2 separate regions of the Homo sapiens genome follow, and region 2 is linked to region 1. Evidence: chromatin loops called from intact Hi-C (ENCODE). Cell type or tissue: heart left ventricle. All regions are shown on one strand. Links, peaks and the distances in the headings refer to the core of each region. The heading gives the core; the rest is flanking DNA.

Evidence for each region. Peaks named below come from ENCODE experiments on the same cell type or tissue, not always from the same donor. Only the 100,000 strongest peaks of a DNase experiment are listed, where the experiment ranks them.
Region 2: a loop joins it to region 1, with 4 times the contacts of the local background. A loop is called at or near these places in 4 of 110 quality-filtered maps.

The regions. Positions count from the first base shown.
Region 1 is chr1:183,930,444-183,937,191 of GRCh38, reverse strand. It overlaps COLGALT2 (collagen beta(1-O)galactosyltransferase 2), which reads left to right. Exons shown (of 12, transcript NM_015101.4): 12 at 1-1,358. Among named protein-coding and RNA genes, the nearest start is that of COLGALT2, 100 kb to the left of the region's middle. In heart left ventricle, for the core only: no CTCF peak of the experiment used is centred there; a DNase peak (open chromatin) is centred at 4,591; H3K4me3 peaks cover 539 bases; H3K27ac peaks cover 2,492 bases.
Region 2 is chr1:184,689,749-184,693,748 of GRCh38, reverse strand. It overlaps EDEM3 (ER degradation enhancing alpha-mannosidase like protein 3), which reads left to right. Exons shown (of 20, transcript NM_025191.4): 20 at 1-3,512. Among named protein-coding and RNA genes, the nearest start is that of EDEM3, 63 kb to the left of the region's middle. In heart left ventricle, for the core only: a CTCF peak has its summit at 1,837 (motif pointing right); no DNase peak of the experiment used is centred there.

The DNA of each region.
Region 1 (6,748 bases), core at 2,685-6,684:
TTCACACTTAAACTCATGGGGAGGGCCCTTCAGAGCAGAGTCCACAGGCGGGTGGTGCTACATACACAAGCTTAGTGTACGAGTGTAAGATACACTTTAAGCCAGACACCTAATTCTTCAGTTCACTGCCCATGTGATACTGATTGCCACATTAAGGTTGAACAGCATGGCTCAGAGTCTAGAGAAAGTGATCACCAAGCTGTCTCATCACCAAATAGGTAGTCAAGGCAGCCTCATCTCCCCAGGTGAGGGGCGGGTCCCCACTTTAGGACAAGAGGCAGCTTGCCTTCCACCAGACGCCAGCCTCGGCCTTCCTTCCCGACTCACTGTGGGTACCCTTCTACACTGACCAGCAAGCTAGGCCGCTGGAGGAAAGGGAACTCACCCAACTCTAAATTGTGCCGCTTAGACTTAGCTGTCAGTGTGACTTCCTTTCCCACCCACCCCCAGAAAAACAGAAAGAGCATCTGGGGAGCGAGTGAAAATTCCTTAGGTGATTCCTAAGATTTCCTTGGGTATCTGGTTTTTGTTTTCATATTTGAGTGTGTGCATGTGTGCATGACTTTAATGACTTTTTTAATGGGGTGGGAGGTGGCTGGGGTGCTGGGGTTGAAGGAAGTTTGGGTTGATTTTTGTGGTGTTTTGTTTAATAGAGAATTTTTTTTTTCCTGTTCCCCTGTCAGCTGGTCTGACAGATTTAAGAACTCTCATTCTTAAAAGACTTTGGACTTAAATTCTAGCATTTTAGACTAGGACTGTTCTACTGTGAAGAAAGTTCTGTCTCCTTTAGCCCGGTTTGTTTCTCCCTGCTCAGGTCTAGAATCCCAAGCAGTGTTCTTTTCTGGTGAACACTGTGAGCCGCAGATGTGACTTTTTTTTTAAAGTCATCTCTTCAGCAATCCAGAGGTTCCTTGACCTCATTATTTGTCCTATCTCTCCCTTATAGTCCTAAGCCAAGACATTTGACCTTTGACATTTGACCTTTGCAGTGTCATGTGAGGGCGTCAGTATAGAGGCCTTTGCATCTGGGCCTGGCACCCGCTCTCTGCCTCTGGAGGCTAAACCCTGTCTGGATTTCTCTTGGGATCTAACGTGGGATCTTCTGGACAGACAACCGTGACATCAGCAGTGCTGGTGCTGCTGTGTGTGGACTGAACACCTGCACTTTGCAGAGGACACGCTGCATGGGCCCCGCTTGCGGTTCATTCAGGCCTGCTGCAGGAGCTCTGAGAACAAGAAAGAGTGGACACCCGTTCCCCTGCATCATCTGTCTTGCGTGCTATTTCAGAGTGGGGAAGTGATAAACTATTTGCCTTCTGGAGCTCTTTGTGAAAAATTAAAAAAAAACTTAGCTCAAAGATATGATTGTCAATTGCTTCCGCAGGCACTGATCAATGGCCAACGCTGCAGAGATTACCAGGTCTGCCCTTGACCAAGGATGTCAGAGTCAGGGGGAACCATCACTGCTGTGTGATCCCCATGGCAAATGAGGGGAGGGTGGTTGCTGCCCTTACTGTGCAGTGAGGGTTGTTTTAAACTGATGGGTACTGTTATGTAAGCTGAAAAGGATTCCAAGGTACAGAAAGATGGAAGAGAGCCCCCACTGGGAGGGAGTGGAGGTGTCCATCTTGCATTTTGTGCTACAGGTCAGCCTATCCGTTCATCAAAAGATACTGAGATACTGTGATACCAGTCCAAGGCCAAAGAGCTTTTTCCTGGGGAAAAATAACAGCAGCAACAAAAAGAAAATCCTTGTTGATCTCAGTGACTGCTTGAATTTTTAGATCAAGCTTACCCCTAATCTCAAAAACCAGGCTGTGAACACTGCCTTGCTGCAGGCTTTGTGCTGGGCACTGAGATGCTCAGAGAAGTAGGTAAGGTCCCTACTGCTGTGTGGGGCCCGCAGTCCAATGGAGGAGCAACATAAAGCAGGTGGCTGCCAAACAGGATGGTTTTATTTCAGAGATGAACAAAATGGGCAGAGGAGGACTGTCAGGGCAGCTCTGCTGAGAAGGTGACATTTGGGTTGGGTTTTGGAGGATGAATTGGAGTTCAGAAGAGGGAGGAGGGCTGGGCACAGTGGGTGGAGATGCTGTCCAGGCATTGCCTGACAGGACTATGAAAGGGCCAAAGTGGGATTCATGGGAACTCAGTAGGGCAGAAGAGTTAGGCATGTGTTGGGGTTGATAACAAACAAGACTGAGACACAATCATGCTGGCAAGGCAAGTTGGCTGCCTCCCTCTCAGGGCTGTCTCCTTCTCAGGGCTGTCTCATCATAAGCACAGAGCCCAGCATTTCTGGGAGAATTCTAAGTTTGGTTACCATCTTGACAGATAATACAGAGGCTTCCAGTAAAATGTTGATGTCCAAAACAAGAAATATTCCCACTCAGCTACAAATTTGGGAATCTTATGGTTTTTCCCTTATGATTGGAGCAAATCCCTCCCGCTAGTAACTATAAAATAAAGATGTGTCTTCCCAGGAGGCTTTCTATAACGTGCTTTTGAGACATTCTTGCCAACTAAACAGAGGAAAGAAATGATCCAGAAGTGATCTCCCTGACAGAAGTTAATTCACTAAGGAGTTAAATAATGACAAAGTAAAGTTAAAATGAGGCTGGCTATATGAGAAGAAAATAGCATGTAAGGGGTGACACGTTCTGAAAACTAAGAGTAGACAGCTTTGGAAATGTCACGCCCACATGATGTTTTGTGGTGATGTTTATTATTTCAGGGGAACCGGCTGTCCTTCAATTAAATGCAGCTGAGGGAGGAAGGCCAGCAGGAGAGGAGGGGCATATGAGGGGCTTCCCTGTGAGCCCGCGGCCCTAAGTCAGTGTAGGGCAGCTGAGACAAGAACCAAAGTGTGGACAATGTCCTTTTGTACCTGCTTGGAGAAGAGAGAAGTAATGATGGTAGATTTTAGTACATTATATTACAAAAGATTACGTGAAAAATGGTGCTCCCTCTTATCCCAGGGACAGAGCAAGAGGAGTTTAGGTGAGCTTTCAGGAAGAATTCATTGACAGAATTGTCAGACACTGAATGGGGTTCCAAGGTAAGTGGTGGAATGGCTCCATTAAACTTTGTTGCTGGGCAGAAGAGTGGCTTCCTTTCTGCTCTGTGAATTACTGAAATGCCCTAGTATTTTGCTTCCACCCATGGATGTGCTAATATGTGAGCTGATCTTTGTTCAGTAGCCTCTGTGACACCAGCTGTGTTGCTTCCAATCCAAAGCCATCCATCCTCCCATCTGCCCTCAAAAAGAGTGGAAAGAATGAAGAATCGTCTCTGAGGATTGCCTTCTCTTTATTTTTAATTTATGGAGTTTGTTTTTATGCCCGTCCCTGTAATTCTCCAGCCTGGCTTCTCTGGAACAGGTGCTTTAGTAAACTTACCATGTCTGAGCAATCCTAGGGCCCACAGAGCACTAGCTCTGCCCCCATGGACCTGGCAAGGCTTTGATGGGGGTTTCCTATTCCACGGGTGGCTGGGTGGATGTCTGGGCTCTTACTAGTGGGGGAATTTGATTTTCAAAGTGGAGTGGGCAGCTCTCTCTCTCTCTCTGTTCTTAGATGCTTGGAAATTAATCAGCGACAGTTTCTTCTCCCAAAAGGAAATGAGAAGTTTGGAACAGACCCCCAGACAGGAGTTCAGTTGTCCAGGCATTTTGATGGTGTGGCCTGAAGGGCTTTAACTGCTTTTAAAAATTGCTAGCATAAATTGTGAAGACTTGAAGGGGATGATATTGTTGCTCAGGCCTAGCTCAGGGGAGGAAACCATGAGCAGAGTTGAGTGCAAGGGACAGAGTGGTGCAAGCCTGTTGAGAATCCGAGGGGAGAGGAAAGAGGCAGCTTCTAGCGCACCACACACGGAGCAAAGTCCTGGTGCTCAGAGCACAGTCTGGGAGAGAAGTGCAAGGAGTGGGGAGAAGAGACTAATGCAAGCCCATCGCTGGAGACAGTGATGCCAGTGCACAGGCCAAGAAAGAGGAGAGGGAACCAATGGGGAAAATAGTGTGGTAGGAGGGAGGCTTCAAATGGAAGTGGTGACAGCCTTGTCCTTAGAGTTTTATCCTTTTAAGTCTGCAACTATGGGAGAGATTGAGTTGGTGTTGAGTTGAACCGCTTGCACAGGAACAAGTGAAATGTCCAGTGCCCCCAATGCTTGGGGAAGAGCAATAACTCACAATCAAGCATCTCCATTGTCCCTGGACAGGGCCTCTGGAACCAGAGTCGAGAACCCCTTCCTGTAGGAAAGACACAGGGACTGTGGACAGACACAGAAGGGGGTACCCAGGAGCAGGGAGCAGAGTTTCTGGTGAGAAAAATCCACCCAAGGAGGTGGGGACTCATGGGAATCGCTGCCAGCTCTGTGTGGTGGCCGATCTCTCAGGCCCTGAGAGGGACACTCCGGCCCAGGGCTGCTTGACATCAGCCAGCCTCTCCTGTCACAGCCCGTCCAGCGAGAGTGCCCACTGCAAAGCCTGCAGGCTGGCCAGGGAGGCTGCGCCGGGCCCACATCCCCGTCTCTGTGAGCCTTTTTGGACCCCAGCCGTGGAACAAGCTGCAGGAGCCCTGGACGCCCTCCAGCTCCGTGAGTCAGTCTCTCCCCAGAGCAGCAAGCAGGCTTAGCTTTTCGCAGGGTGCCGTTCCACACGTGGAAGCCCCACCTCTAAGAGTTTCACGTCTGGACCATTTGGCTCCTCCCGGGAGGAGGTTGGAGGGCTTCTTTGAAGACATGACTTCCCTTAGGCCAGAAGCTTCCCAGGAATAACAGCAACTAACTCTTGTATCATGCACCAAAGTGAACCGCACTTTCCCTACGTGTGCTGTGTAGTTTAATACAGCATGAACCTCAAGAAGTAGGAACTATTCATTAATCTCTATCTTTCAGATAAGGCAAAGAGCTAAGGGAAGCAACTTGCCTAAGGTAGTAAGTGGCCTGGGAGTCAGACCGAGGCAGTCAGATCTCACCAAACTGCATCCACTTCCAAGCTGCTGGGGGATAATGTGTCTCATTTCTTGTTTTCTCAGTAAAATTTAATGTTTTAATCTCTCACTCTTGCACTCTGTCTCACCACACACACACACAGCCTGATACATAAAGCTGGCACTTCTAACCCATGTCTGTCTCCCCTGTGAAACCTCATATACTGATTATTCAGCTGGTCATACTGCAAACTCTCAGATAACATATTTCTGCAGACTTGGATGTTAGATACTGAATAAATGAGGATCAGAAATCGATGTCAAAGGGCAAGCTAACAGTCTCATTTAGAATGCTTCTCCCATTTCAAAACTGGTGCCTTGATTTTTTTTTTTTTTTTTTATGGCAGGAACAATTCAGAAACAGCTTAAATCATTCAGTCTTCTTCTTCTTTTTTTTTTTTTTTAACTTGCTGCATTGGTAACCCTTTTCATTCTTGTGTAAGAAATTGGAACTGTAGCACATAATGATGCTTTGGTATGAAATAATGGTAGGAATAAAAATGATTTCTTCTGAGAAGCCTGTGTTAAAGCACTTGGATACTGATAACTGGCTTACAGGGAGGCTGATCCAGGTGGTCTTAAAACTGGCTCTCCTGAACGCCACTCAAGCCCCAGTCCCATCTGCTCCTCCTTTGTTAACTCCTGTCAGTTGATGCCTCTCCTAGGAGTTTCTCCCGCTGCAGGCACCCCCGGGGAACACCCGAGACTACAGATCAGAAATGGATTCCAATCCAGCTGGGGTGCTAACTCACAATAATCATCTTTTTGGCCATTTCCTCATCTGTGGGATGGAAATGATGCTCAGGATAGTAGGTGGCAGTGCTCTGACCCTCAGTAGAATGTTCCTCAGACACTTCAAAGAACCAACCAGGTGCCCAGCTGACCGAGATAGTTTGTGGGAATTCATGTGACTGGAAGGCTGGGGATGGAGCCCACAGATCCCAGGGATTCTCTCCAGTTCCGTGAGGCTGTGGAAGTGTCTGTCAGGAGAGCCTCCTCCATTCAGTGCCTGGCCCAGTGTGATATGCTCAGAGTGGGGTTTGATGATCCAGAGCTCTGTCCCTAAAACTTGGGCAACTTAACTGTTCTGTGTCTCAGCCTCATATCTATAATACGAGGCCACTGACTACATGATTTGTAAGGTGCCTTCAAACTCTTAAGAAAACATTACATACATTGGATTCCTTGAAATTTTAAGTAAGAAACTTGCTTCCACAAAGGTTTCTGGGTAGAGATGTTGAGAAACCACACCCAATAATGGTTGCCAAATTGTGAGTCTAAAATAATTAAATTTGCCTGGCTCCTATTTGATCTGTTGGGTTTTGTGTAAATACTTTACATTTCCTAGGTTTCTTTTTTTAACCTGACTTACAACTACATCTGTAAAGTAGCTCCTAGTGTCATCAAAGTAGGAACCACATCAGAAGAAAATAAATTGTTGGTGAGTGACTGTATGTTAAAAATTAAAAATAAATTAGATTGGCTGGGCGTGGTGGCTCATGCCTGTAATCCCAGCACTTTGGGAGGCCAAGGCAGGCAGATCGCTTTGAGCTCAGGAGTTTGAGACCAGCCTGGGAATCATGGCAAGACCCTATCTGTATAAAAAATACAAAAAAAAAAAAAAAAAAAAAGAAAAAGAAAAAATTAGCAGGGCATTGGTGGCTTGCGGATGTAGTCCCAGCTACTCATGAGGCTGAGGTTGGAGAATCGCTTGAGCCCAGGAAGCGGAGTCTGCAGTGAGCTGAGGTTGCGCCACT
Region 2 (4,000 bases), core at 1-4,000, 760 kb before region 1:
ATAGACAAGAAACAAAATTCATTTAGTAGTGGAGTGGGGAATAGGAGTTTGGATAGCCTTCTAATTAAAGGAAGCTCGCCTTTCTTGGTTTTGGGGGTTAGAGGCTCTTTTGGGAAGATGCATCCGAGTATTGTGGCATTCTGATTATGCTGCCTTCACAAAACACTCTAAGTGACCTAAGTGGTTATGAAGCAAATGCATTTATGGTGAAAACAGTCTTTGCTCATTGCTTTCTCTTGTTTCATTTAGTGACAAATGATCAAGATGACTTGATTTTTTTTCCTTCTTAACAATGTCTTTTTTATTTAAACCAAAGGTGAAGCCAGTGTACTTTCTCAGTGAGTTCTCTGCATAAAGACTAATCAGTGGGACCAGGTAAAAAGGTCATATAATACATTGTGGAGATTGCTTACTTAATACTTCTGAAAAATGGAGTAAGGGAGAAACTGTAATGTTGCAATATGAACCTCCCATTGGGCCTTCCATAGGGAAAGCTGTGACTACTCTGAAATGGAACCTAGCATTATATCCTTGTAGGGTAGATTATAAATCATTTCCAGTTCATTTCTCTTAGAGGTGATTACCTCTAGCCATCAGCCTTACTCCATCCCATGTTTGGTATGCAATTTGAGCCACAAGGCTCGTATCGCCAACAGCTATATACATTTTGTTCCATTTTTCTGTCTTACAGAGCCATGATAGAACTGTGGTTAGTGAGTTAAAATTCCTGGAGTAACTACTGTTTTTCTCCTTTGAAACTTAGGTTTCTAAAGTTGCACCTAAGGAATCTGTCACATTTTCTGTTGAATCATGGTTTTTGTTTTTGTTTTTAACAGATATTCCTTCTGATACGGACTTGAAAATTAGTGTATGGTGACCTGTGTTTAAAAAAAAAAGTACAATACAACTACATATAGCTATATAGCTTAATGAGACTTCCACCCCCCCCCTTTTTTTTTTTGGTTTGTTGTTGTTGTAGTAGTCTGGTGCTGGCCACATTTAAGTCTTAAAAATTTTTAAATTTTGTTGTTGATGTTTGTAGACAGCCCTGTTGTTGAAATCATGGCTTTATTCATTTTATTTATTTTTTAAACTTGCCTGAATTTGTTCTAAAGGAATATTTAAGAGACATAATTTTCTTCTCTTTACCATAACATTACACAAAACTTTTTCCTAAAACACGGTTGTGAGGTACTGATGAGGTGTAAGTGGAGCTGTTAAAAACAGCAGTGCTGTATTGCAGTTATGTATATTCGTGTACAGTATGTTTAGATCCCAGGTAAACATATTCTTTTCTGAGAGGATAAATACCTGCATTCAGATATTCCAGGTAAATATAATTGAGTCAGGGAGTAGTAAATCTGATGGAGAATTCACTTTGGGGAGGGGAAAAAGAATAGTATGCAAGACCCTTATTGGCTTTTAATTATACCTGAAACCAAAATGGATATTTTTAGTCTCTCTGCATGTGAGATTTGGTGTAACAAGATAGAACTATAATATATACAGTATATGGAAGGATAGATATAGTGCTTTGTTCATTTTAATTGCAAAGCTGCCAAAATAGTTGAAGCTTAATTACTTGACTTGCCTTGATTTATAGGACTGGGGCTTGGAGAAAATGAGCAGATGTTCCTCTAAGACATCGATTACAGAAGCCTTATATACATGGATTTGATTTTGTATTTGTAGCTGAAAGTCACTGTTGTCTAAAACTAACTTTTCTAAGTTATCAAAACAACCTAATTTCTTTTCCAACAAGGAGAACTTAATGGCATGAAGGATTGTGTGACACATTGGAAAAGCCAGCTTACTGCCACTCTCTTCCTTTGGCCATTAGAGGGAGGTGTTGCCTTTCATTGACGCTTAGAAGCAAATTGTTCACTTGTTAAGAAAAGTAAATCCTTAAAAAAAGAAAAGGAAAAAATTTAACCAATTTTTCTTAATACCCAGAAGGAATTATACTCAATATTTCCCTAGTTAAGAAAAGAGGAGATAATGTTCGTCTAAAAAACTCCAACGTTGTAATTACAACTCTACATTCATTTACTTACTTGACATACTGCCACAAAGTAGTTTTTGAGTTCATTAAAAATTCCAAAGGCATTAGTTGTTTTTTTTTTTTTTAGTGTTTTGTTTTTTAGTTAACTTTTATAGACATTTTAGTAACTTGCTAAAGATTCAGGGGATTCTATGAAACCCCGAATTTAGAAACATCTGGTCTACCTCAGTTAAATGTTGACTGCTTAGAAATATAGCTGAAGTGATCACCACAGCCATAAAATTGTTTAAGAAAGATTTATATAATGTTTACAAATCTGGAATCAAGGATTTTAGCTGAAATCCTTTAAGAGATATTAGAGCAAGTATTTAATTCAGGTATTTTCAAGTTTTAAAACTTAACCTGTTTACCTACTAAAAATAAAATAGCTAGTTTTTTTCTGCATATAAAAGTTCATTGAAATGATATGCCCTTATTTGCAATACTTTTCCCATAAAGTTTTAAGTGTGAAAGAATTGTAATTTACTAGATATGTTTGGTATGGGATATTTTGTTAGGCAAGTTTTCTTTTTTCTTCTTAAATTGCAATAGGCTTCCAAAAAGAGTATAATTGTTTCAGAACAAATTAACTCTTGGCATTATACGTCTCCCTTTTTCTTTACAGTATTAGTAAAAAGAAAAATTGTACACTTTCTGATTTTAACTTCACTAATGTAATTACTCTCTCAAGAAGCTTTTAAAATTTAAATTACCATCACACAACCTTTTTTATAGTAAAGCCAACATTTGTTCTCTCACCAAACCCCATGCCAAATTCATCATGAAGAAAGCTCAGCATAAGTAATTCAAATACTGCTTATAATTTTAGAGGGGGGTAGAATTTAGTAAATATTCCAGCCGGTCGTTTTATGCACAAGGCTTCAGTCAGAACATAGAAAAAAAAAACATTCTGTGAATGAAATATTGTATGTTCAGATTTTATAAAAGACATTTTTAAAAGCCCAATTTACAGCCGTATATTTTCTTATGATGTAATTTATGAAAAAGATGTCTGTACTAACAGGTGCTGTAACACTACTGTTGTTGGATTTTATTGTTTGGTGATAAATGTATACAATATTTCTAAGGGAAACTATGTACTGTGATGTAAAAGTCTGGGCAAAATGTATATAATCCTGTATATAATTATGTATTTGATTATAATTACTGATTGTAAAGATTTAATAAAATATGTAAATATTCCAGTTTAGTTTTAATTTGAATTTTTAGAATCACTGTGCATATCCTCATACTTTTATGTCTTGATGTTTATCACTCTGTTTTCCTTTTTTTTTTAAACTCATTTTATCCTCCGGGGATTGAATTCTGGGGACATTTTAGGCTGTAGAAACCCAAGCTTGTGGGCTAAAGTAAGGATTTTGTTCTAAGAAATCACTGAAAGTTTTTCAACAAGTCAGTAGCATGCACAAAGGTAATGCTAAGTGAATAAAACTCTAGAATTGTGTATAAATTATGATCCAGCGCTTGCTCACTCTCTCCATACACATATATACATACACATTATATATATATACACACACATATATATAATGACATTGACTCATTTATTCAACAAAGATTAAGGGCGTGCATGCCTTCTGTATGCCAGGCACTATTATAGGACCTGGGGTTGTAGTGGACAGATGGACAAAATGTGGTAAAGAAGATAGAAAATAAAGTAGTAAGTAAAAAGGACAATGAGTTTATGAAGAAAAAATTATGGTGAGGGGATAGAGAGTGGTGGAAATCATGGAGTGAGTTAAATAGCCAAAATACTAACAGTGGTTATCTTGGATTGTAGGCAATTGCTATTTCCTTATTTGTATATGTCAGTATTTTCATAAGTTTCCAAAATAAGCATTATGCTTTTAAAAATAAGTAGTTTAGGTCAGCGAAAGAAGAGAACATGAAAAATACACACGAGGTGGGGCATAGTGGTGCACACCTATAATCGCATCT